Linked DNA regions of Mus musculus: all the other regions are linked to region 3. A link is a loop called in an ENCODE intact Hi-C map of the cell type or tissue named here. Cell type or tissue: heart. All regions are shown on one strand. Region 1 holds the start of Gm29538 (predicted gene 29538). Region 2 holds the start of Arl4c (ADP-ribosylation factor-like 4C). Region 3 has its middle 65 kb from the start of Arl4c.

Region 1 (8,000 bases), 170 kb before region 3:
CCTGGCTTGCTATAAAAAGACTTTCTCCTCTCTCATGTTCTCTGACCTCTCTCTCTCTCTCTCTCTCTCTCTCTCTCTCTCTCTCTGTGTGTGTGTGTGTGTGTGTGTGTGTCCCCTTCTCTGTCCCCTCTCTTTCTCTGCCTCTACCCCCTCTTCAACCTCTCCTTCCCATGCCCCTAAATAAACTTCATTTTATCCTAGACTATGACTGGTACCTGGAAGGGGGGGGGGACTCAACATGGCCGCTAAGGCACCCCCTCCCACTGCACCATAACACATTTTACAAAACATATCCATACTGTTGCACAGATGCCCCTTTTTATTGGTGGGTAATTTTCCACAGTCCCCATTGCGTTTATCTGGCCTCTGGGTTGGTGGTTCCTCACTCTGAGCAGTACTAGTGAGGCCATTTACCTCAAGGGCGTTTGTGGCCCTAGGTTTTCACATTTTGTGGGGATAGACTTTACACTTTGTAAAGTCTTATGGTTTTCCTTTAATATTTTTAGAGGTTATTTTTTTACATTGATTTTGTTGTTGGCACCGTCATTTGTGTATACAGTGTATCTGTCCCCCTCCTGTCCCCCATCTCTCTCCCATCCAGTCATCCCTTCCCCCCTTTCTCCTCCTTCCCAGGGCCCTTTCCATGCTCCTTATTGTTTGGTGAACCTGTGATTTTTAAGCAGGACCCTGAGTGGCCCAGGTTTGGAACCACCCTCCGGGACCTGGTGGGCTCACCCTTTTGGCACACACACAAATGATGGCAGAGACTTCCCTCCCCCACAATCTATCAGTTGCCTATAGTTCATCAGGGAGGGGTGGGGCCCTATGAGCCCTTCACAATCCATGATTGGCCATCAACAGGCCCAGTCTTGTGCTTCACTTAAGGAACTTCAGGCCAACAGACTAGGTCTCAATTCCTTTTAAATACAAAGTGTTCTATGGGTCTAATTTTACAATAAGGCCCCCTGATCGGACACTCTTTTCCTACCTTTGAATATTGCCTGGGACCAGGTAGCAGGAACTCACACTGCAGGACTGGCCAGTTTAACAACTTCTTAAACCCATGTGGTTTGTTTCTCAGGCTTGATTTCTGCTCTACAAGAACTCTTGTCTGAAGTTATTGATTCTATAGAATGTCTGAATTACAACCCCACCCCCACCCTCTGCCCCAGACCCCATCGATCTCTTACTCTAGACAGCTGGGACCACAAGGAAGCCAGTGTGGTTGGGAGGCTCAGGTGGAACTTCTTCATTCCTTCCTGTGCTCCGGAGGGGGGCGGCAGTGTTTGTGTGGCTGTGGCTGTTGCTACAGTTACTAATAACACCTGCTAAAGCCCGGGCAGACTAGGCTCAGAACCACTGGGAGGGGAGCAGAAACACAATAGGATTTAGAACTGGGAAAGAGATGGCACAAGACCAAAAGACATTATGGGCACGAGGGAGGGGTAAATGGGAAACAGATGGGGGCGGGGCAGGTGGTGGTGAATGATTCCTTGTGGAACACACTGGGGGTTCCTGACCATTCTGGCTGAATTGGCCTCCCAGGATTCCTGCTGAAGGTATTAGTGGTCTGACATCTTTTGCTGGATGCTAGAGGGTGAGGGTGAGTGACAGACAGAGTGAGCCCAGCCATTGCTCACCTGACTTCCCAGGGTTCCTGATGAAACTGGATTTCACAAGGCAGCTCACAAATGGACCTTGGAGAAACTTCTGAGCACCGACTAAAGTCAGGGCAAGTCCTCGTCATCTCTGCCAATTGAACATGGTAATTTCTGAAATCCCAGCACGTAGCCTGCCTAGTAGAATAACGGGTTCTTCTACTGCCTGGTTCAGAACGGGCAGGGGGTCTCTTCTGGGTCACCCAGAGAAGAAGGGCTACTTATGTCCAGACAAAATGATCAAGGAAGTCTATCTGGAGGACCCTGGTACCCCCGACTCCCAGCAAGCTGTACTGGAAGGTTTGTTTAGGTTCCCTTCATAGAAAGGGAGACTGACTAGCCTGTGCCACCTACCATGGGTTGCCTATGTGTGAACACCTGTGTGTTGGCGGTGAGCCTAACAGTGTTGACACAAACACCTTTCTTACTCCAAAGGAAATGAGGGCCAGTTTGTACTGAGCCAAATATTAGTGAAGCTGCCATGGGAACACAGACTGGGGTTGCTCTGAATAACACTCTTCCACTGTGCAAGAGGTTCTACAAGTGGGGAAGAGAATGTTATACAATGTTGCATTTGCTAAATACATTGGTGAGGATTTCAAAGAATCGGGTTACAGCAGAGCAGAGAAATCTCTGCTACAGGCTTCAGCTATTCTGTGGTGTTCTAAGCTCTGGGTTGGTGGAAGCTAGTGGCCCAAAGAATTGAAGTAAAATAAAATTTACCTCTAACAAAGGTGTTAGGTTAGATGCAGAGGTTTCTGGACAATGTCTACTACTGGAACTAAAAATAGCTCAATACAATTCTCACTCTGGATCTGCAATGCCCCATCTCGCCACAATCGCCTGGTTTTTCCGTGAGCGAGTCTGAAGAGCTTCCAACACACGTGGGGCTTTTGGAGAAAATTTCAGTTCATATCAATCTCGACAGCCAATTTATTGGTTGGGGAAGGTCCCAACCTCCCAGGATTGTTCAAGTAGGACCATTCCCTAAAGGTAAATTAATTGTGACCACAGCATCTGTGGCTTCCACGAGGAGTCTGATTACATCTGTCTTAAGGCCTCTAACTGTGAAACACTTAGCTTCATAGGTTCCTCGGATTCTTCTACTCTCCTCGCTCTCCATGTAGAAGTGAAGAGGGGCAGCCCCCACCCCTTCACATTTCATGTTGAAGGTCAAGCTATTTGGCCAAGGAACTCCCTTGTGACCTGGGAATGGGCTTACATAAACAGTGATGACTGTGTCTGTATAGCTAGCATTTCTCAAACAGCTCAGATAAGAACTTCCAGAATGGATAGCCAGCCCCACCCCTGGATCGACCGCATTCAATGGGTCAGGGTTGAAGCTTGGGAGTCAGCTCTCTAACAAGCTCTTTTGGATACCATGCTGGTCTGGTCTAGGTTCCCAGACTTGGCTGCCCAGTGATTACTCATGAAAACAAAAACTCCACTTCTGTTTGATGACTGTCAGCATTCAGTGTCCCCTCTTCCCACTCCTCAAGACCCATGTCTAGAAAACTTGAGAAGGACATAGAAGTTCCTTCCTGGCCCATTTGTCTGACTCCCATGTGTCTGCAATATAAAACCATGATGCCGTCATCACTCCTAGATGCCCTTTGCTCTAGAAGCCCGGGAGAGACTGTACCACCTAAGCACGTGCAGTAGTCTGTGTGACACTTTCTCAGGACACTGGAGGCATCAGTGCTGACACATTCCAGAGAAGCCTGACTATTCTCCTTGGGGCAGTCACATGATGGAGGGGAGGGCGGGGCTTGGAAACATAATAGCCCAGACTCTGTTGAGGTTGCTTGCTGGAGGCAACCAGGGCATTAGGCCTCCCAAGCTATTCCAGGCACTGTATATCAGGTACTCAGGATAGAAGGAAAGTCTTCTGCCAGTGAGGCCCCAGGCAGCTGAGGATGACTAAGAATGGGCCCACACACAAAATTGTAAACTTTGCTTAAAGCAGTGTTTCTTAACCTGTGGGTCATGACCCCTTTGGGGGTCAAATGACCCTTTCACAGGGGTCGCCTAAGACAATGGGAAAACACAGATATTTACATTATGATTCATAACTAGCAAAAGTATAGCCATGAAGTAGCAATGAATGCAATTTTATCGTTGTGGGTCACCATAACATGAGGAATTATATTGAAGGGTCTTAGCATTCTGAAGGTTGAGAACCTCGCGGGTAAAACATCATGAGCTCCCCATTTGGCAATTTTGTTATCGTTTTCTCTTTTGTAACATAGTTGCGTGGATTCTGCTGATGGTGATATCAAAGGCTGAACACATCTGTTTCCCTCCACCATCAGAGCTTTTCTTTATAGCTGGTTTTGCCCCTGGGGACAGAGCCTAGGTATTCTCTGCTGCCTTTCTATTCTTGGATCTTAAGTATAGTGTGTAGAACATTGTGGGCATTTGAAAAGAAAGACAGATTACATGTGAGCTGGGAAGCAGCGATCCCTGTGGCAAATACATACAAGCCCAAACTCAGGGCTGCCGGTCCTGTCTTTTATATCTTCTGTTGCAGTTTCCCTGAGGATCCGTGGAGTAAAACAAGTTAAAAATACGAAGAGAACTCTTGACAGAGGCTCAGTTCCTCACGATCAGGGCTATGAGGAGGCTTGGCAGCAAAATCTGGAACATCTGACTTAACATGCTGCTGAAGAAGTCAGAGAGTGGGCTCCCGTGCCCCTAAAAGGCAGTGGAACCTGGCCTCTGGATTTAGCTGCCCAACAAATGGAGACAGTGTTGCCACAAAGGGGTCATGGTCCAGGAGGCAGGCCTACAAAGAGGTATCACTGTGATTAGAACCCACAGGTAAGAGACACCCTCTTGCAGCCTGTGATGTATGCATATCCATGGTTGCAATAGTAGAGACTCAGTTACTCTTGGCCAGCACTAGATGGCGAGCAGACATCAAGACGGCTCAACAACCTTAGCCTAGGGTTCTGCGTAGGCCTTGCATTGCCCAGCCCCACTCTGTGGCCCTGGAGGAGGGTACTAGTCATCCACAGGGGACAAGTGAGGCAGTAATACTCCTGAGGGTTGAGGATGTCTCCATGGATACCTCTCTGATGAAGGCTTTAGCTCTATACCCCGTGACTGTAGTCACCATCCTAGCTTTCCCCATCTTGGGCTGAAGCTACAAGTGAATAAGGTCACTTGTGAACAAGGTCAGACACCTTCCAGGAGTGGGGCTGGGGAGAAAGAGGTTCCAGAGTTCCATTCGTCAAGGTCTTCCCACTACTGATATCTCAAACAAGTGCCACCATGACTGGCCTTCTATTGTGAGTTCTGGGAACTGAACCTTCTCCAGTCCTGATGCCTTTGTGGCAAGCGCTTTGCTGACTAGGCCTTCTTCTCCCTGGTGCCATCATTGTCATTATAGATAAGGAAACTGAGGCACAGATAGGCTTGCTGAGGTATACTCAGCTGAGCAGAATCACAGGCCAGTGATGCAGGCAGTCAAGATGACCAACATGGACAGATGTGTTCAGCTGGATTAATAGGACTTTGTTTCCTATGCTGAGGTTACAGAGTCAGAACGACCACATAAGGAAAGGCAGTGAGCAGGGCTGTGGCTACAGCTGTTGAGAATTAAGACTTAGGACATGTGCACTGAGGTGCCCCTCCAGTCAGCATCCTTTCTGAAGAGAGTCTAGATGCATCTATAGAGGGAGGTGAGTACCATCAGTCATTTCTCAGCAGCCATAAAATGGGCAAGCCTCCCTGTGGAGAGTGCCTGGTGGCAAAAAAATGATGTCATTTTAGGAGAGGTTCCTGAAGTTGGCTAGCCCCACCCCACTCCCCTCCCTCCAGCCCTCTTGGAAGGAAGCTGCCGGGTGACTGTGCTGGAAAGTTTCTTTGACTTTCACCAAAGCCATCAATTGCCACACCTTCCCTTTGTTCATTGAAAAGGGCGAGCCGCCTCATTCTTAATGCCCAGGGGTTACCTTGGCAGCCAGTGAACCTTTTCTTTCAATGAGCACTCTCCCGAATCCAAGCAAAGTTTTGACTCCAGTCGTGTCTTCGTAGGGATATTGAGTGGGACTTAAAAGGCACCTCATAGCACATCAAGCTAAGAGATGAGCAAAGCAGGTGTCAAGTGTGGAATTTCCATGGTCCCTGGGGCCACTTTAATGCCAAAGTCATAACCCTCAAAGGTTCTTGGCCACCAACTGAGACATTCTAGATTAAATCCAGCCTCAGAGACATCATAGAACTCAGCCCCGGGAGTCTGCTTCTCTCACAGGAGGATAGACATGGTGGCATGGGGAGTTTTTCCTCTGTCTGATCTCCTCTGCCAGCAGACTTTAAATCCGGCTTTTAATTTTTGTGCCATTCAGATTCAAAACATGCTATCTCTCAAACCAAGTTTTTGAAATTTCACACTTTAAACTACTGGCAAGAAGATGTGACCCTGCGGTGACTAGCAAGCCTTCAGACTGTCCTGACTAACCAAAATGCTGCCCTTGCTTCTCTTCCCCTTCTTCCTCCTCCTCTTCCTCCTTCCCCCCTTCCTCATCCCCTTCCCTCCTCATCTCCTCCTCTTCCTCTTCCCTTTCTTCCTCTTCTTCCTCCTCTTCCTCTCCCCCTCTTCTTCTGGAATGTGTATGTACCTTATATGTGTGTGTGTGTGTGTATTCTCATGTCTGTGTGTGAGACAAGTGTATGAACACACACGTGTAGAAGCCAAAGGTTGATGTCTCAATCACTTTCCACTTTATTTACTCAGGTGGGGTCTCTCACTGAACCCAGAGCTTGCCAATCAATCTAATGCTGACAGCCAGCTTTAGGTGGCTATAATTCAGGGTGCTGGCATTACAGATGGGCACTGTGCCAGCCTGGCTTTTTGCATGGGTGCTGGGGATCCAATTCCAGTCTTCATTCTAGCACAGCAAGCATCTTATCCCCTGAGGCATCTCTCCAAATGCCCCTTTCTTAAAGCCTTCCACATCCGAGCCCCTCAAGCCCTCCAGCATTCCAATAACTTGTTCTGGGCCATCCTCACAGCCCTGGGTGTAGTCACACACTGTGGTGGTTTGAATGAGAATGGCTCCTGCAGGCTCATACATTTGAATGCTTGGTCCCTAGTTGGTGAACGATTTGGTAAGGATTAGGAGGTGTGGCCTTGCTAGAAGAGTTGTAGCATCTGAGGGGTCGGCCCCTGGATTTAGATGGTATCCTGGAAGGAGTTGGGATTCAACTAAGCAGGGAAGCCGAGCCTCAGATATTGTGAGAAATACATGCTTCGTAAAGCAAGCAGTGATCCTAAGGGAAAAGTACATACGTGCGTAAGAACGCATATGGAAGTGAAGGCCCTAGGATAGCACACTGCAGGAAACAGGTGTGGCTGACAGACATTGAATGTAGAGGCCCTGCCCAGTGGGTCACCATCCCAACATCCCTTGAAGGTCTGCATGGCTATCATTTCAGCTGTACAGCAGGAACTAGACAGAGTTGAGTGGTTTATGTCTTGAGCTGGCTGGCTTGTCCCAGCTACCATGCTTTTTTGCTCTCTAGCTGTTCGCTGTTCCAGGTCAGTGCCCAGGGTGACCTTAAGTTTGGAAGCAAGGAAGGTGTTTGAGCTGTTAGACTAGTTTAGGACTCCTTCCTGGAGTGACTCACTGTGAAGCACACAGGCATACGTACAACCCAAATCCAAGGTGTGCTGTAGCCATGGCAATGTGAAAATGGACTCAAGGGAGGAGGCAAAACAGAGGTCCTGAGAGATGCTGGGAAGGGTTGTGGAGACAGATCTTTCCAAGCTGTTTCCTAGCACTATTCAACAACAAGGACCCTTTTCTGTCTTTGTGTCATGATTGGCAGTCCCTTACTAGTTGGCCTGGGCCGTTGTTGCTCCTTCCACAGCACTTTTTTCTCTCTGGGATAAAGTGCCATGTTTATAACTGGGGTGGATTTTGTCTACACTGAGCAGCCATGCATTCTCTTTCTACAGAGGCACCATGTGCTGGTTCTCCCATGGGAACAGTGTTTGGGCGATATTGGGCGATATTGCCAATGAGACCCACTGTCCCTGAGGTCAGGGTGGCGCTTGCTCACCTGTGATGGTTTCAATGGCAAGTGTACTCATGTACTCAGGTACCTGAGCACTTTGTCTGCAGCTAGGTGTGGTGTTGGTGGGAGTTTATGGAACCTTTGGGGGGTGGAGCCTTGTTGGAGGAAGCATGCCACTAGATTGGGCTTTGGTGTTTTATGGCTTCTTCCTGCTTCTTCTGGTCTCTCGTTGCTTCCTGAGTAGAGATATCAATGTGATCACCAGCTCTCTGTTCCTGCTCCCATGCTTTCCTGGGTGTTGCCCTGCTTTCCCTGCCGGGA
Region 2 (8,000 bases), 62 kb after region 3:
GGCAAGGTTAAGGTTGCAGAAATGTAAGTGAAGGGTTTCGCTCTTCGCTTATTTTGACTTCCTTATTTTTAGTCTTATAGGGACAAAACAACCCCTAAGTCCGTTCTCAGCTATTTTGAGGGTTCTGTCACTTAAAGCAGCATTTTCGGGTTTCGGGTATAAGCCAGTTTTGAATAATTAGCTTCTGGAGTGATACAGTTGATAAAACCATATCCTGACCAATTTTTTTCATTTTCTAAAATGTTTTTTTAAATTAGATATTTTCTTTATATACATTTCAAATGCTATCCCAAAAGTTCCCTATACCCTCCCCCCACCCTGCTTCCTTACCCACCCACTCCCACTTCTTGGCCCTGGCATTCCCCTGTACTGGGGCATATAAAGGTTGCAATACCAAGGGGCCTCTCTTCCCAGTGATGACCGTCTAGGCCATCTTCTGCTACATTTGCAGCTAGAGACACGAGCTCCGGGGGTACTGGTTAGTTCGTATTGTTGTTCCACCTATAGGGTTGCAGATCCCTTCAGCTCCTTGGGTACTTTCTCTAGCTTCTCCATTGGGGGCCCTGTGTTCCATCCAATAGCTGACTGTGAGCATCCACTTCTGTATTTTCCAGGCACTGGCATAGCCTCATACGAGACAGCAATATCAGGGTCCCTTCAGCAAAATCTTGCTGGCATATGCAATAGTGTCTGGGTTTGGTGGCTTGTTATGGGATGGATCCCTGGGTGGTGTAGTCTCTGAATAGTCCATCCTTTTGTCTTAGCTCCAAACTTTGTCTCTGTAACTCTTTTCATGGGTATTTTGTTCCCTATTCTAAGGAGGAATGAAGTATCCACCCATTGGTCTTCCCTCTTTTTGATTTCCTGACCATCTCTTAAAACGAGAGACAGAACCATATTCATCATTGTGTCCGTGTCACATGCTACAACCCTAACCATTTCTGTGAGGTTTTCTCAAGGCAGTAACTTGGAAGAATGATATTGATATTTTGTCTACTTTCATTTTAACTCTCACCCATTTAATGGAAAACAAAACATTTATGATCTAGATGCCCGTTTTAACACACTTATCACTAAAATGAATTAATGTGAGTGAAGTCATCTGACTAACATCTAGGGAATACTTACTATGTGCTCAACCTCAGGCTAAACATCAGCAATCAGTAAATCTACCCATTGCCAGAAGGGACTCACAACCCAGCAGTGTTGGGTATGCTCAAAGAAAGGAACTAGAGAGCCACCCACTGTAGCCATTCCCAGCTCTGAGTGACAAGGCTCTGGGACGGCTGGAGATGCTTGACTTCATTCCATGCTCTGTCTGGGGCCAGCAGCCTGGCTATTGGTTGCTCAAGGATGCCAAGAGGGATGGAGCAGACAGACTAATTAGCAACAGGCTAATAGAAAGGCCAGCAATCTGATGAGTTATTCACACTCTACACATGGCAGTTCTCGCGATTAGTAACTAAAAGCCCAGGGGCTGGCGAGAGGGCTCAGTGGGTGTGAGTTCTTGGTGCACAAGCATGCACACCTGAGTTCAAATCCACACAATTCAGGCAAGAAGCCGGGGATGGCTGAATGTGCCTGAAATTCATGGGAATAAGATGAAGCGTGACAGAACAGGACATCTGACATCTTCTTCTGGGCACACGTGTGTGTACCTACCCATGCACAGGTGCACATAACATACACACATACACATACTCTGAAAACAACAAAGGGGCTGGTGAGATGGCTCAGTGGGTAAGAGCACCCGACTGCTCTTCCGAAGGTCCGGAGTTCAAATCCCAGCAACCACATGGTGGCTCACAACCATCCGTAACGAGATCTGACGCCCTCTTCTGGAGTGTCTGAAGACAGCTACAGTGTACTTACATATAATAAATAAATTTTAAAAAAAAAAAAAAAAAAAAAAAGAAAACAACAAAGGACTCCTCCAAAACAAAAACAGAACCCCAAAGCTACTGAGCACTTGCTCAGGACAAGTAGCCTGAGCACTCTATCTGTATGAACAGCTTATCTTCCCGACAACTCTTGAAGCTTCCATTATCTTGTTTTACATACAAAGAAACTGAGGCTTCCCGGTCAGTGAGATTCAAGAAAATCTTGGGTCCTCAGGAACTTTAGTATCACACAGCTTAAGCTGGTGTTGAACCTGACCTGCAGCAGATGACCTTGAACTCTCGATCCTCCTACTTCAAACCCCCAAGTTTGATGGCAAGTATGACCACACCTGATCTACACAGTGCTGGGAATCAAACCCAGGCCTTCATGTATGCTATCCAAGCACCCAGCTGACTACATCCCCAACCTTAGAACCAGACCTGTTCTCATTCCAGACTTAAAGCTATGAAGGCCTCCTCATGCCTCCTCCGTAACTATTAAGTTGTAGCTGAATGCCTACAAAGGGCTCTTATATGCTCCTCATTGCACCTTCCAAAGCTTTCATTGATTCCCACCCCAACACTTGTTCTTCAAAAAGCGAGCCAATTCTCAGCGACATAGAGCATGGCGTATATCTGTCTGCCTGCAGTATCCACTGGAAAGGAATCAAATCCCAGAGCTCTTCACTGGGTTCAAACGAGAGGGACAGGGGCAACAACCCTGACACTGGGCAGCTTTGTTTACTGTACCGTTCCAGCAGTATGAGGCTCCAGAGTAGTGGACAGGTAGGAGTCTCAAAGTGTTTAACAATTCTGGATCATTCAAATAACCAATAGTGCTGTAGATAGGCAAGGGCAAGACATGGAAGGAGGGAGATGACACAATAGACAGGCATGAGTGGCTGAGCCTCTGCATCCACCATTCAGGGTGGACCCAGACTTCAGCAAAGCCCACACCAGACAAGTGAGGCTCTGGAACTCACTAGAACTCAGATAACACCTTACGGTCCACTCCCTGGTTCCATAGAGGCTTGGAAAATGAACCAAGAAACCTGAAAGAAAAAAACAAATCAACAGAAAACGCCTCCAACTGTTTGATTGTAGAAATAGTTTATTTCTGTTCACAGCATCATATATGCATTATAAAAGGGGAGGGGGGAATGGAAACAGAGAAGAGAAGACAGAATTACAGGGAAACCAAAACCGGAAGCCAGGGGTTCCAACACCGCCACAGAGTATGTGAAGAAATAAGCTCTCAATCCAAACTGGCCTCCCTGTGTCTATCAGAAACCATTCATTCCAAACCTTGCTCAGGGAGGCCGAATTCCTCTACGGGAACCCAAAGGGCAGAAGTGTCACTAGGAACTCCCCCATGGCACCACCACAGTGATGTTTACTGGGCTATGTGTTGTCACAGATGAAATGGGTATTTCATTAGGTCAAACGTTACAGAAATCAACCGAGACTCTTTTTAACTATTTGCTGATACACCACAGGGCTTGACTTTACTGCACAACTACTAACAGTCAACTGCACCCTTAAGTATTGATCATGGTTTGGGGGGGGGGCATCACAAACCCATCCCAAGCCATTGTTCAAGCAGGCCAGGATCGGACACTGACCTGGAACACAGGCATTGTGAGCACAGGAAAGCTACATTATTTGGCATATGCAATGTCACAAAATAAATATATTATTCTCTCCATATCGTGGAACTACCAAAATGTCAAAGTGCTTAAGAAATTGTGAAGAAAATAAAAAGGTGGATTTTTTTTTAATAATTCTATACAGAATCTTCAGACCATGGGACCAGCCACGGAGAAGCCAATAATCCACAGTTGCTGTGTAAACAGATCCTGCAGGCTGCTAACCACTGCTTAGCTCTGTATACAAAAAAGACCAGTAAATTGGAGGGCTATCAAACACACAAGAAAGGAGCATGGGCCGCTAGATTTCAGCTTTCAAAACAATCTTCTAAGGATCGGGTTTCAAGCAGGAAGCCATGATTTCTGCCTATGGTTCTTAAATTGACTCCTAGAGTGTCAAGGACAATAGGGATGGGCTCATATTGTGACCAACTCCGTGCTCATTCACAACCATGGCTTCCTTTGCACAGCAATGTGTTGCCATGGAGGGAAACAAAAACTCCTACCCTAAAACATGGATTCAGCGGGGGAAATTAAAAGAAAAAGAAACAAAGTCAGTTGTAAATTTCTCTTTTGATACTGTGTTTCAAGATAAATGACAGCTTTTAACAAGCCAAGACTCACTCCGGATTATAAAGGATTTTTAAAGTTACCTTATTAAAAAATATGTATTTATTCTTTCACTTCATCTATTTTCCAAAGCCTCTTTCAAGTAAACTGTGAAGTGCCTGAGTACCAGTGACCATGACGTCACACGCCTGCTTCCTTCTCTTCTCAAGCACTCATTGTTGTTTGCCTTTAACCAAAAGTGCTGGCTGGCTCTGAGGCCAGGCCGGCTCCCACCAGGGTGATTTCCAAAGGACTTCTTCCTCTAGACTTTTCCTCTCTTCAATTCCATGCAAACGGGGTTAGCTTTTACAAGGTGGGGTTTTATTCTTCTGGTGAGTGATATCAAATATTCTAATGACACATTTTGAGTAAAATACTGAAACCAGATAGGTCACAAAGACCCAGCTCAGAAATCTGAACATGTCTTCACTTGCAGTACCAAGGGCCACAAAAGGGCAAAGTCCTTTTCTCCTAAGGTGAAGATAATTTATTTGTGGAAGTGTTTTTTGTTGGTTTTTTTTTTTAAATGTCTGAAACCTATCACCACGTGTATTATTATCAGACCCCCTCCCCCTTGTTAAGAAAACCATTTTGCAATTCAGCACACATCTGTAGCTGGTGTGGTCTTCCAAACCAATCAGTAGGCTGAGAGATTTTTAAATTCCACCCAGAGGGTCCAGTTTTTATGCCGATTATGCAGTACCGAGTGCACACACACACACACACATACACACGCACGCGCGCGTACACACACAGCATTAATGTCGAGACCCTCACCCTTTAAGCACCTGTACTGCCACCACCTCCAATGGTTTTTCTGTTCTTTGTTTTATTGGTCTCTTTACGAGAGAATGACCTGCACACGGACAGGGCCTAGGCCATCTGGAAGAGGTCTCATCCCAGGCTGAAAAGCAGTTCTCAACAAAACCACACACACCCACCCCTGGAAAGTGGCGTCTTCCAGGCCATTCCCAGCCAAGTCCAGAAACACAGCATCCTGGGCCTTCCAGCTGCCGCATGGTCCGAGGCAGTCCTCTGGATGGCCTCAAACCACCACCTCCTTTGGGCCCAGAGTAGGACAAATGAAATCGCAACAGGGACCTGCCCTGTGCCATAAAATTACTCAGTTTCCATAGCTCCAGAATGAAAGGAGCGGTCATCCCCACCCTCCCATCAGTACACTCCAGCGCCTACCCGTCCCCTTTCGGGTATCCCCCCCCAGGGTTCTGTGTGAACTGCATACCTCAGGTAACTCACACGTGATTCCCCCCCGCAGTGGGGGCTGGGCAGTCTGAACTTCTGGCCCTGCTGGAGCAAGAAGAAATCGCTTTTGTCTCTCTGACATCCAAGCTTCCCACCTGGGGCCAGAGGGCACACCACGGGACCCTTGCGTCCTCACGTCCACTCCCCACCGGTCCCCCCCACCCTATCCCACCGGTAGCTCAAGCATTATAGACAAAAGGTCCTCTGAGCTGGGGTGGGGGGGTGGGGCAGGTGACGAGATGGGTGGCTATGCAGCCTCCACACCCGGCTTAAGTCTCCAAGTCCTGTATTTGGATACAGAGATCGTGTTTTAAAAATTCGAATCATCGCTTTGGTTCGTTGTCTTTGTTCGCGGGTTCTCGCTCAACCCAGACGTCCATTCATTCACTCACTGGCTTGCTCGCTCAGCCTTGCTCCAGATCGCTGCTCTAGCGCATTACCGCTTCTTCTTCTGCTTGAGAGACTTCCTGCGTTTCAGGATCATCTCATAGAGCTTGTCCATGCCCTCGGTGAGGCCCTCGCCGATGATGGCGCACGCCGGCTGGACATGGTAGGTGGTGGCCGGGATGAGCTCGTGCAGCGCCAGTTGCTTCTCAATCTCGGCCACCGGCAGCGACTTAGGCAGATCCTGCTTGTTGGCGATAACCAGGAGCGGTGTGCCCTGGTTCTCCGCAAACTTGGTCACCTTGTGCAGCTCCGTCTTGGCCTCCTCCAGCCGGTCCACGTCCACCGAATCCACCACGTAGATGATGCCGTCCGTGCAGCGGCTGTAGGACTTCCACAGCGGCCGTAGCTTCTCCTGGCCGCCCACGTCCCAGAAGTGGCAGCTGATGCCCTTGGCAGTGCCGTTGCTCAGTTTGATCTTCTCGGTGTTGAAGCCGATAGTGGGCACAGTGTTCACGAATTCGTTGAACTTGAGCCGGTAGAGCACCGTAGTCTTGCCGGCCGAGTCCAAGCCCAGCATAACGATGTGCAGAGACTGGAAGGCCGAGATGTTGGAGGAGATGTTGCCCATGGCTCCTCGCTGCGGCGCCGGCCACTGCGACTGCGGCTGCGGCGGGAGGGCGCCGCCCCCCGAGCAGTCACAGGCCCTCTGCGGCCGGGCGCACCTGGGCCCCGCCCGTTGCTGGACCCGGTGGGGTCTCGGCGTCCCCGCGGCGCACGGCCAGGCGCGCTTAGGCTCGGAGGGGCCGGCTCCCTGGCCCGCCTGGTGCGTGCTCCGCGGGCATCTTTCTCCGGAGGCTTTGTCTCTCGCGCAGCCGCCACGGACAGACGCCGCGGTGTAGGATGTCTGCGCCTTGCGCGGTAGCCCGGCTCGACCTGCGGCTCTCCCGCACCGCGGCTCTGCAGCAGCCTCTGGTCTCGGCGCACCTCGGAGCTGCTCTAGCTCCGGCTCCCGGGAGCGCCGCAAAGGCGCAGGCGGGGCGCGGGCTTCCCCGGCGTCCGAGTTAGCGTAGCTGCCTTGCTGTCCCTGCAGTACTAGGCGCTGCTGCTACCGCCGCCGCCGCCACCAGCCTGCTGCGGCCGGAGGGCGCCGGCCCCGCCCCTCTAGTCCCGCCCACAGGCCACGCCCCTCGCCCGCCACGCCCCGCGGTCTCCCGGGGTCAGGCGGGGTCTTCTCGGTCGGTTGCGTCTTTTCGCGCGCTCCGATCGTTCGAAACTCGCCCAGGCGACCCTTCCCGCCGGCCGCGCGCCGACTGTGGGCCTGGACGCGGACTCTTCCTCCCCAATCCGGTGACGCGTCTTTTAAAAATAGCTCCGGGCTCCGGAACCCCCGCCCGGGGCCTAGCCCGCAGCTGGCCGGGCAAAGGCAGCGACTGCAGAGGGCTAGGGCGGTGAGACTGCGGCACCGACGCAGGAGGGCGGAGGAGAGGAGCTGACCTCCTTGAGCCTGCAGCCCTGCTGCTGCCCACTCCTAATCCATTTCCACCGCGTGGTTTCACGCTCTTTGGTGCCCTAGTGTCTTGGTCCCTATTCTTCCTTGATGCGTATGCTCCCTAAGTCTAGGGTGTGCCCAGGAGGCTCAGTTAAGACTACCTACCACCCACCTGCCTAGATAACTCCAGACATTTCTTTCTCAGACACCCATTTTGGAGCCTTGCTTTATGCTTCCCCACCCCTTCCCCACCCCCTCCACTCTGCTGACATCCCAGATTAGGTTAGTCTTAAAGCAACCTTTGTCATTCTACCTTGAGAACCTACCAGGGATGGGGTGAGGGTAGGGGATGGGGGAGGTCCAAATCACCTGACCAGGCTTCAGGAAAGCTAGGTCACTAGAAGACCCTAGCTAGCTTGGAGCTGGTGGTGTGATGAGTCACAAATACATATTTTCTGGGTTCCATTTCGTGACTCCATTCAGTGGTTTTATCCTACCTTGTAAAACGTAGCAAATGAATATTATTTCTGCATGTGGAGGGAAGTCGGGGGGGGGGTGATTATGAGTGACACAGGTTTGATGATGATGGGAACTAGAGATGACAGCCAAGGGGAAAATGGTTTACATTTGTGTAGGTCAGGCTTCTGGGTCAGAAAAGGTTGCAAATGTAATCCAGGGAAAGAAAATAAAAATGCTTATCATTTGTGATCTTAAAAATTATATATA
Region 3 (8,000 bases):
TCCCCCTCCCCCTCCCTCTGATTGGCTTAATTGGACTCTGGGATGCTGAGACTCTTGGGAACTTTTTGCCTTGACCTCTTCCCTTCCTTCATGCTGGTGACTGAGAGATGTCCATATCACCGTGTATTGACACGACGTCATAGTTCCCATGTGGAACAATTCCAGCGCCCATGTAAACATTTGGGGCCATTTCATTGTTCTGAAATTCAAAAAAACAAAAGATGAAAACCACTCCACTGGCTGACTTCATGACGATGAGACCCCCACATTTCTCCTCTGGCAACTAAAATAGCAGACGAAGGTTGTGCTGTGAAGGTCCCCTTTCCTGCCATAGTTAATTGTTTTCTCATTTTGTCATGAACTCCATTGTTCCCTTGGAAGATTTGAAAAGCTTGCAGAGCACACAATTTGGCTTCCATCTAAAGAAACAAACTCCTGACAAACGCACCAGTATTTACTGGGAAAGCAGAATTTAATCAAAGTTTGTCTGCATTCTCAGTAAGGCACAGGGCCACACCGATGCTCAGGGACAAATGACAGGGCAGTGAGAACAATAAGTTAATCCCAGATTCGTGGTCACTGAACAAGTAAAACTCCCCCACAGTGAAGGGCTCACCCATCAACTGACTATCCTCTCTCTTCCTGAGGGAGACATCCAGATGTGATTGGGAGGGGGTAGGCTACTGGCAGTGCCTGGCCAGGAAGCCCGGGGATATCAGAAGCAGCCAGAGCTCTTGCCCCCAACTCCAGGGATCTTTATGTTATTCAGAGCACGACCCTGTCACTTTCCTGCTGGAGCCACACCATGCTGTGGCACTCAGAGGAAATGAGGACCGATGGCAGGACCTGTCCCTACCCACTCCTCCATCCTTCACACTCTAGTCTTCTAGGTCATCACACTAGCTTCTTCAGTCTCAGAGTTTTTGTATCCCTTCTGGGCAAGTTCCATCACAGTGAATGTCCCCCAAGATCTGGCATGTCCCCAAATACATAACTGTCTCCATGTCCTCTGAATGGGCAGTTGAGTGTGAGGTGCACAAGAGGCTGGCCAAACAGTGACAAGGTCTCTCTGCTTGCTATCCAGCCCAGTGACTCAGCCCAGACCACAGATCATCTCCAGGGATTGCAACTGTCCTAGTGACCATCCTTAGAGCCCTTAATCCTTCTTTGTTTTCAGGCCTCACTTGTACATCAGCTCCCTGGAGTGGCCTGCTTACTCCTGCTCCCTGCCTCAGTTTCCTCAAATGTAAGATGGAATCTCTCATAGAATTTAAAGGCCACAAGAAGTACTATCATGAGTAATGCCCATCAGGAGGAGACTATTCCAGAAATAAACGTGACTGTATCTCAGCCTAGGAGTTGAGAGAATGGTCCTTTCTCCTGCTAAGCCTAGACTCATGTGTGTTTCCTCTGTACAGCAATACGGGCAATGGACAAAGAAGTGCAATGGACTGGATCTAGTTTTTCCAGTCTCGAGTGAGTACCTGACTCTGCATCTAGGTTTCCATGGTTGCCATCCTCTCTTGGTCGCAGAACATCAGTTCTCAACCCGTGGGTCACCACCCTCTAGGCAAACTTCAATCTCAAAACAGACACAGTCACAGGCACAGGCACATGCACACGTGCACGCGCACGCGCGCGCACACACACACACCACAGTAGTAAAGTTACAGTTATGATGTAGCAACAATAGTAATTGTATAGTTGGGGGTCACCACAACACAAGGAACTATATTAAAGGGTCTCAGCATTAGAGAATTCGAGAACCACTGTTGTGGAGGAAACTGAAAGAAATGAGGATTCCTGGGGTGTGAGTTCTATGGTGGGGTTTTACTCATGCATTCAAAGGCATACCAAGGCTGATCAAGTCCTCACTGGGGTTGGTGGAGCAACACAGGGAAGCCAGGCTGTCAGCACACTTGTTCGAGAAGAAGCAAGAGAAGTTAGGTTTAGCGTTTGACGTCTGGAGTGGTTAGAACAAGGAGGTGTTCCCCTTACTGTCTGCATGTGTCACTGCTCTCTATACCTGAAATCTACTGGTGTTTCAGTGTACTGGAATGCTTTTAAAACTGCATAATTATCTAGGGCATTGCTATTTTATTTTTCATTAAAAACAGTCCATCATTAAACAGTCCCAGTCTATCTCAGTTTCTATGGGGGAAAAAGACCTTCTGGTTCCCAGGTAAATTAGATTCTAAAGTGACCTTTCTAAGAAGCTATACCCATGAAATCTCAATAATACAGCCACTTAAACAAAACCTGCATAACGACACCACCAGTTTGCATGCCAGCATGGATAAGGGAGATCTCACAAGGCCCCTCCCCTAGATGAAGACCTACAGACAATCAATGGCTACCGAGACGACAATCAGTCTTTACCAGGGGGGCAATCCCTTGATAGGTTATCCAGTCCCAAGCAGTCAGCCTTAAACACATATACATATGAGTACCACTAAATGCACTCAGTATGTTGTATATGTGTGTATAATATAGATAATGTATGCAGTAATAATAATTAAAGAGAGGTTATAAATTATAGAAGGTGTAGGGTAGACTTGGGGAGAAGTTGCAGGGAGAGTTGGGGCAGGGAAATGATGTAAACTAGTGTACTCATGTATGAAATTTCCAAAGAAATAATAATAATTTAAATTTAAAAAACGAACGTCCTCAAAATGATTGTGAAAGGAACTCCATTACATTCATTCTCTGCCTGAGATAATTTCTCATAAGAAAAGTGACCAATACCACAAAGACACTGTCCCCTGTGGATGTCCCCTTCTGGGAGTGTCCCATGAAGCTGTTGGGCTCAGCTCTGAAGGAAGCGGGAAACTCACACTTGTTTGAACAGTAACTAGTAACTGACGGAAAGAAAAAAATAAGGCTTGACCGGAAATAGGGGGACTCCTTACACAAAAGAAGGAAGTGCGGACTCAATAAGAAATGAGGTGAAGTTTTGCAGAGAGGAAACAGGCGCAGGCCATGTTGATAGTGAGCCTAGAAAAGAAACTGCCCTGGATTTACCCCACAGCTGGAGAAATAAATCCAAATGCCTCCTGCACTGGGGCATAAGGCGGCGCTGCGCCCCGCGCCTGTCGCCCTTCTGGGGATGTCGGGGCTAGAGACTGGCCTCAATGTACAGTGTGGACTGTGGTTAAGCAAGAGGACAGGTGCCCAGTGGGTTTGGACTGAGAACACAGGGTGGCAGACCCTACCCTGCTCTGCACTGATGACACCTTCATGAACAGAATAAGTCACTTCCATTGCAGCAAACTTAGAGCCAGACAACCGGTGCCCCGCCTTTGCTCTCTGCTACCTGGCTGTACATGGGCCAAGCATTCCCCCAAAGCAACCATTTCTTCTCTCTAAGACAGGATAGAGATGCTCCCGGCTCACATAGGGATAAAAATGAACATATATAGCCTCGTGCCTGGTGAACAATGGTTTGGATTATCTACCCATTCTTGCCGGTCATTGCAAAGGGGCTGGGAGGATGGGAGAATTAGTAAGACAGAACTTAAGGAGTTCAAACCACAGCACGGCAGGAACTTGAGGCCCCAGCACCAGAAACAGATAGCATGGCGTGGCAGGATCTCCAAAGAGGCCCAGAGGGGTCTTTCCTTCTTTCTTTTGAGGGCAATAAGGGTGTCACACAGCAAGAGCCTGCATTTATTCTTGTCCTGGATCTGTTGTCTGTGGGTCTTCCCACCCTCTATCACAGACCCTTTCTTTCCAAAATCCAGACAAAATGATACTGTGACTTTCCTCATAGAGGGTTCTAGCTGCAGATGTTAAACATGGACTTCCTGCCAGCATTGTATGTGATCATGAGACTTCATCTAGAGAAGGATATGTCAGCACTGGGCATGTGTGGAGATTCACTAAGGACTCGATAGATGAAATGTCACCCTGCTTCCTGCTCTGAGAAGCTGCTAAGGATGTGTGTGTGTGAGAGAGAGACAGAGAAAAGAGAGAGAGAGGCGGAGAGAGAGAGAGAGAGAGAGAGCACCCCAAGCTTGCCCTCTGGTCAGTGTGTCACCTACAGCTCAGTGCTTAGATGTCTGTAGGAACCCTGCCTCTGGCTGGGGCTTGTAATCTGCAGACCAAGTGACACAGCTTCCTGATTCAGTTTCATCTTCCATAGCCTAGAAAAAGCTTTCCTTTTTCTCTTCTCTCTTCTCTTCTCTTCTCTTCTCTTCTCTTCTCTTCTCTTCTCTTCTCTTCTCTTCTCTTCTTCTTCTTCTTCTTCTTCTTCTTCTTCTTCTTCTTCTTCTTCTTCTTCTTCTTCTTCTTCTTCTTCTTCTTCTTCTTCTTCTTCTTCTTCTCCTTTTTTTAAAGAAGAAAGCAGAGAGCCAGAAAGTAGCAAAGCAGGAACATCATTGGAACTGACCCTAGAGACACTTCCCTGGGGGTTCTGGGAAAATCTGCAGCACTCACACAAGTGTCAGAACAAGGGAGGTCTTGAAGGAAAGGCCTGGGGTTCAAACGTGGCTGTTACGTGGAAGGCAGATATCTTAGTTTCCTTTTGTGGTGCTATGATAAAATGGCCTGACAGCTTTAAGGAAGAGTTTATTTCAGTTCACAGTTACAGGTTGTGGACTACCATCCTGAGGAAGTCAAGGTAACAAAGAACAATGAATGCTTGGATAACCACACTCAGCTCACTTTCTCTCTCCACCCTCACATGCTCCAGAATGCTTGCCTATGGAATGGTGCCACCCACAGTGGATGAATCCTCCTAACTCGATTAACACAATCAGGACAATCCTGCCAGAAATGCCAACAAATCAACTTGATTTAAGAGACCCCTCATGGAGACTTTCTTCCTAGGTGATTCTAGATTAACCAACCATCACAGCTGGGAGGCCTAAGGATAGCAAGATGCTGCTAGAATGCTTGACTTTGAAGGCTGGAGTCCTCATCCTTGATCTTTGCACAAACTGCAAAAATTCCTCATTCAGTGACATACTATGGTCATGGAGAGGTTAGGGTTGAGACAATGTTCTCACCTCCTTGGGGGTCAGCTGGGCTAGATTGTCATCAGTTCTTTTGACATCCTGGGGAACCCTCGTTCCCCCACTCTGCCCTCTTCCCACTGCCCCATTTTGTTCCCTCTTCCTTCTGCTTCATTTCTTTGACAGTAATAGGAGGGAGGCAGGGAACAGGGCAGGGAGCAGGGCTGTGGTGCCAATACCTTAACAACAAACCCTTTTGATGTTAATTCCCTTTTCAGGTGAGAAATCCTGTCTGCCAAGTCCCAGTAGGTATCTGTCAGTATCTGAGGGAGGAGGGGGGGATGCTGCCAAGCAATCGCTAGGCTCTGACATTCCATTCTTGCAAAAAGGTTGTGAAATAGGTTACTGGTAACGATAATCGTGAGGAATGAAACCTTAACTTCTACAAATCCATGAGCTTTGTAAGTGTGTATTCACACAAGACCACATACATACACACAGGGACTGATGGCTATAGGTATACAGATGTATGGATGTGTCTGAATGTACACAGGTGTGTGTGTGTGTGTGTGTGTGTGTGTGTGTGTGTACTGAGTATGCACCTCTATGCATTTATGTAAATCAGATACAATCATAGGTCATTATCACAGGAGAGACCTGATGAATAAGAATACAAAGATGAGCATGATATTATTAATAGTCAGAGAAATACAAACGGCGGCCATAGTGATGTGCTGCTTTGCAATTCTTAGAGAAATTAAATCATCTGATAATGGAGGGAAGCTGGGCTACTCAAAAAAAAAAATGGGCCCAGGGTAGGTAAGCGAGCCTGGAGCATTTTATACAGTGTAGGTAATCAACCCATGGGGTCTAGCCTGGCCTATATGACGAGGCACCACTTGGTTAAAATCTAGCTGTCAGCATGGACTTTGGTAGAGGCAATCTGCAGTAAAAACAGAGGTGGTGAGTGTTGGCATTCTTTCTAGGCTCCGCCCAACAGTTACCTAGCAACAGTCAGGTAGGCTTGGCTTGCTTTAAAAGGAACTGTTTGGCCTCGCCCCTTCTCTCTGACTCTCTGACTTTCTTCTCTCTGACCCCTATCTTTCCCTCTCCATATGTTCTTGGCCAGCCTCTTCCCCCCAACCCCTTCTGTGTCCTTCTCTGTCCCCTCTCTTCCTCTGCTTCTATTCCCTTCTCAGCTCCCCTTCCCATGCTCCCAAATAAACTCTATGCTATACTAGACCGTCCTGTGGCTGGTACCTCAGGGTGAGGGATGCTTCAGCATAGGCTTGCTGAGGTCTCCCCTCCCACTGCATCATCCTGCACTCTATAAAACATATCCTTGGTCTTTATAAAACACATCAGTGAGATGAGATGTTCAGGGATACAGCATTTGACTAGCACCTTGAAGTCCTGGGTTCAAACCCTAGTAAGTGCAAAAAGCACCCCACCACTCATTATATATGCTTCATTCCATGAGTTCCTGTCCCAGATATGATACTTGGTCTTTATAAAGGGTGGTAACAATTACATAATAACGAATGGGAGGAGCTTATCAATTTGATGGCTGAGCCCAGGCAGGGGCTGGGAGAAGACAGCATATTGTGTCCCAGGACCTGGGAGTCAAAAGCTGTTTTGAGGCTGGGTTTTGAGCTGTTCCTGGAAGACCACAGTCCTCCTCAGGTGGGGAGGGCCTTCAAAGTCACAGGCAGGAGGCTCTGTGCAGCTGGCACTGAGTCACTTCTGTGGAATGCAAGGCATGTTAGGGAAAACAGCTACAACACTGTGTACCCAGCCCCTGGATGCCAGGTTGTGTGAGTCTGGGACTTACAGGAAGATTCCCCCGTCCTTGGCTCAGAGAAGCAGCTGTCCAGGCAGCGGCAGTGTATAGGTCTTCCCCAACCAAACCTTCCTTTTCATTGCAGAGTAGCTGCTCTCACCTGACCTCGCTGAGAAAGCTGCATCTCTGGATGAACACTTAACTCCTGGGAGACAAAGGTAAACATATCTTCTGAGGCCCGCCCATTGTCTCTTGATTTCAACACGAAAGGATGGGGAAATCCAAGGGCCTGTATAGGGCACAGTGGGAGGGTCAGCCAGGCCAGCCTGGGGGCCTTACTCAGCCACCTGCCACTTGCAGGCATGTCACTGTGGTGAAATCTCGGCATGTGCACCAGCTCCTGGGTGCAGGAGGCGTAGGAACAGCTTGAGCAGGTGATTCACCATCTGAGATCGGGCCATAGGGCTCTCTCCCTGGCCGGGGAAGTCCCTGGCTTGCTGGAGCCTGGCCTCACCGCCCCTAGCTTCCTTTCAAGTTTCCTGCCATCCATCCATCACACTGATTTCTGCCTTCAAAGCCAGATTCCAGGGATGTCTCCCTCTGACCTGCAGGTCCTTCTAAGGGGCACACACATTCCTTGGCTCTCCCCTGCATAGCTCACATTCTTTTTCTGAAGCCCCTGTTCTAGGGGAGGAATACAAATGACACCATTCTGAAAAGCCTGGTCTTCGGAAATTTGGCTCTGAAATCCCTCTTGTGATGGTGGGAGGAAGACACATAGCAAATAAATACATAAATGAAACAAAACCATGAATTTGTTAGCTGTGCTCTGAAACGGTGCCTTTTGACTCTCCAGTTAGGACCAGTTGCCTTTCCCGAGGCTGGTTCAACAATGCGTGTGCATTACGTGTGGCTCACGGCAGCTTCAGTACCTGCAGAACATGATTTATGCATGTAAGCGCTCGGACTGGCCAGGGAGATAGCTCAACCAGTAACATTCTAGATAGAAGCTGGAGGACCTGGGTGAGAATCTACACAAAAAGCCAGGTGCAGTAGACTGCAACTGTAATTCCAGGGCTGGAGGAGAACAGATAGAAGAATCTCTGGGGACCCACTGGCCAGCTAGCCTAGGTAAATGGGTAAGCTCACGGGTTAGTGAGAGACCCTGTCTCAAAAGAAGAAAAAGTGGCACACTATTAAGGAAGATACCCAGTGTCGACCTCTGACTGCCACATATACTTGCAGACACATGTATTCACACCTGCACA

The links. Peaks named below come from ENCODE experiments on the same cell type or tissue, not always from the same donor. Only the 100,000 strongest peaks of a DNase experiment are listed, where the experiment ranks them.
Region 1: it touches region 3 in a loop (2.0-fold over the local background); 4 of 42 quality-filtered maps call a loop at or near these places.
Region 2: it touches region 3 in a loop (6-fold over the local background); 7 of 42 quality-filtered maps call a loop at or near these places.

Annotation. Positions count from the first base shown.
Region 1 is chr1:88,461,328-88,469,327 of GRCm38, forward strand. Gm29538 (predicted gene 29538) reads right to left here and starts at 1,292. Exons shown (of 3, transcript NR_166084.1): 1 at 1,191-1,292. All of the region lies in intron 1 of Gm28888 (a long non-coding RNA gene), which reads left to right. In heart, a CTCF peak has its summit at 4,558; no DNase peak of the experiment used is centred here; H3K27ac peaks cover 1,163 bases.
Region 2 is chr1:88,695,252-88,703,251 of GRCm38, forward strand. It overlaps Arl4c (ADP-ribosylation factor-like 4C), which reads right to left and starts at 6,940. Exons shown (of 1, transcript NM_177305.4): 1 at 2,974-6,940. The coding sequence starts at 6,413. The coding sequence ends at 5,835. In heart, a CTCF peak has its summit at 7,226; DNase peaks (open chromatin) are centred at 4,310, 5,270, 5,940 and 7,050; H3K4me3 peaks cover 4,082 bases; H3K27ac peaks cover 3,692 bases.
Region 3 is chr1:88,632,886-88,640,885 of GRCm38, forward strand. No RefSeq gene overlaps it. Among named protein-coding and RNA genes, the nearest start is that of Arl4c, 65 kb to the right of the region's middle. In heart, a CTCF peak has its summit at 3,051; a DNase peak (open chromatin) is centred at 2,966; H3K4me3 peaks cover 528 bases; H3K27ac peaks cover 2,676 bases.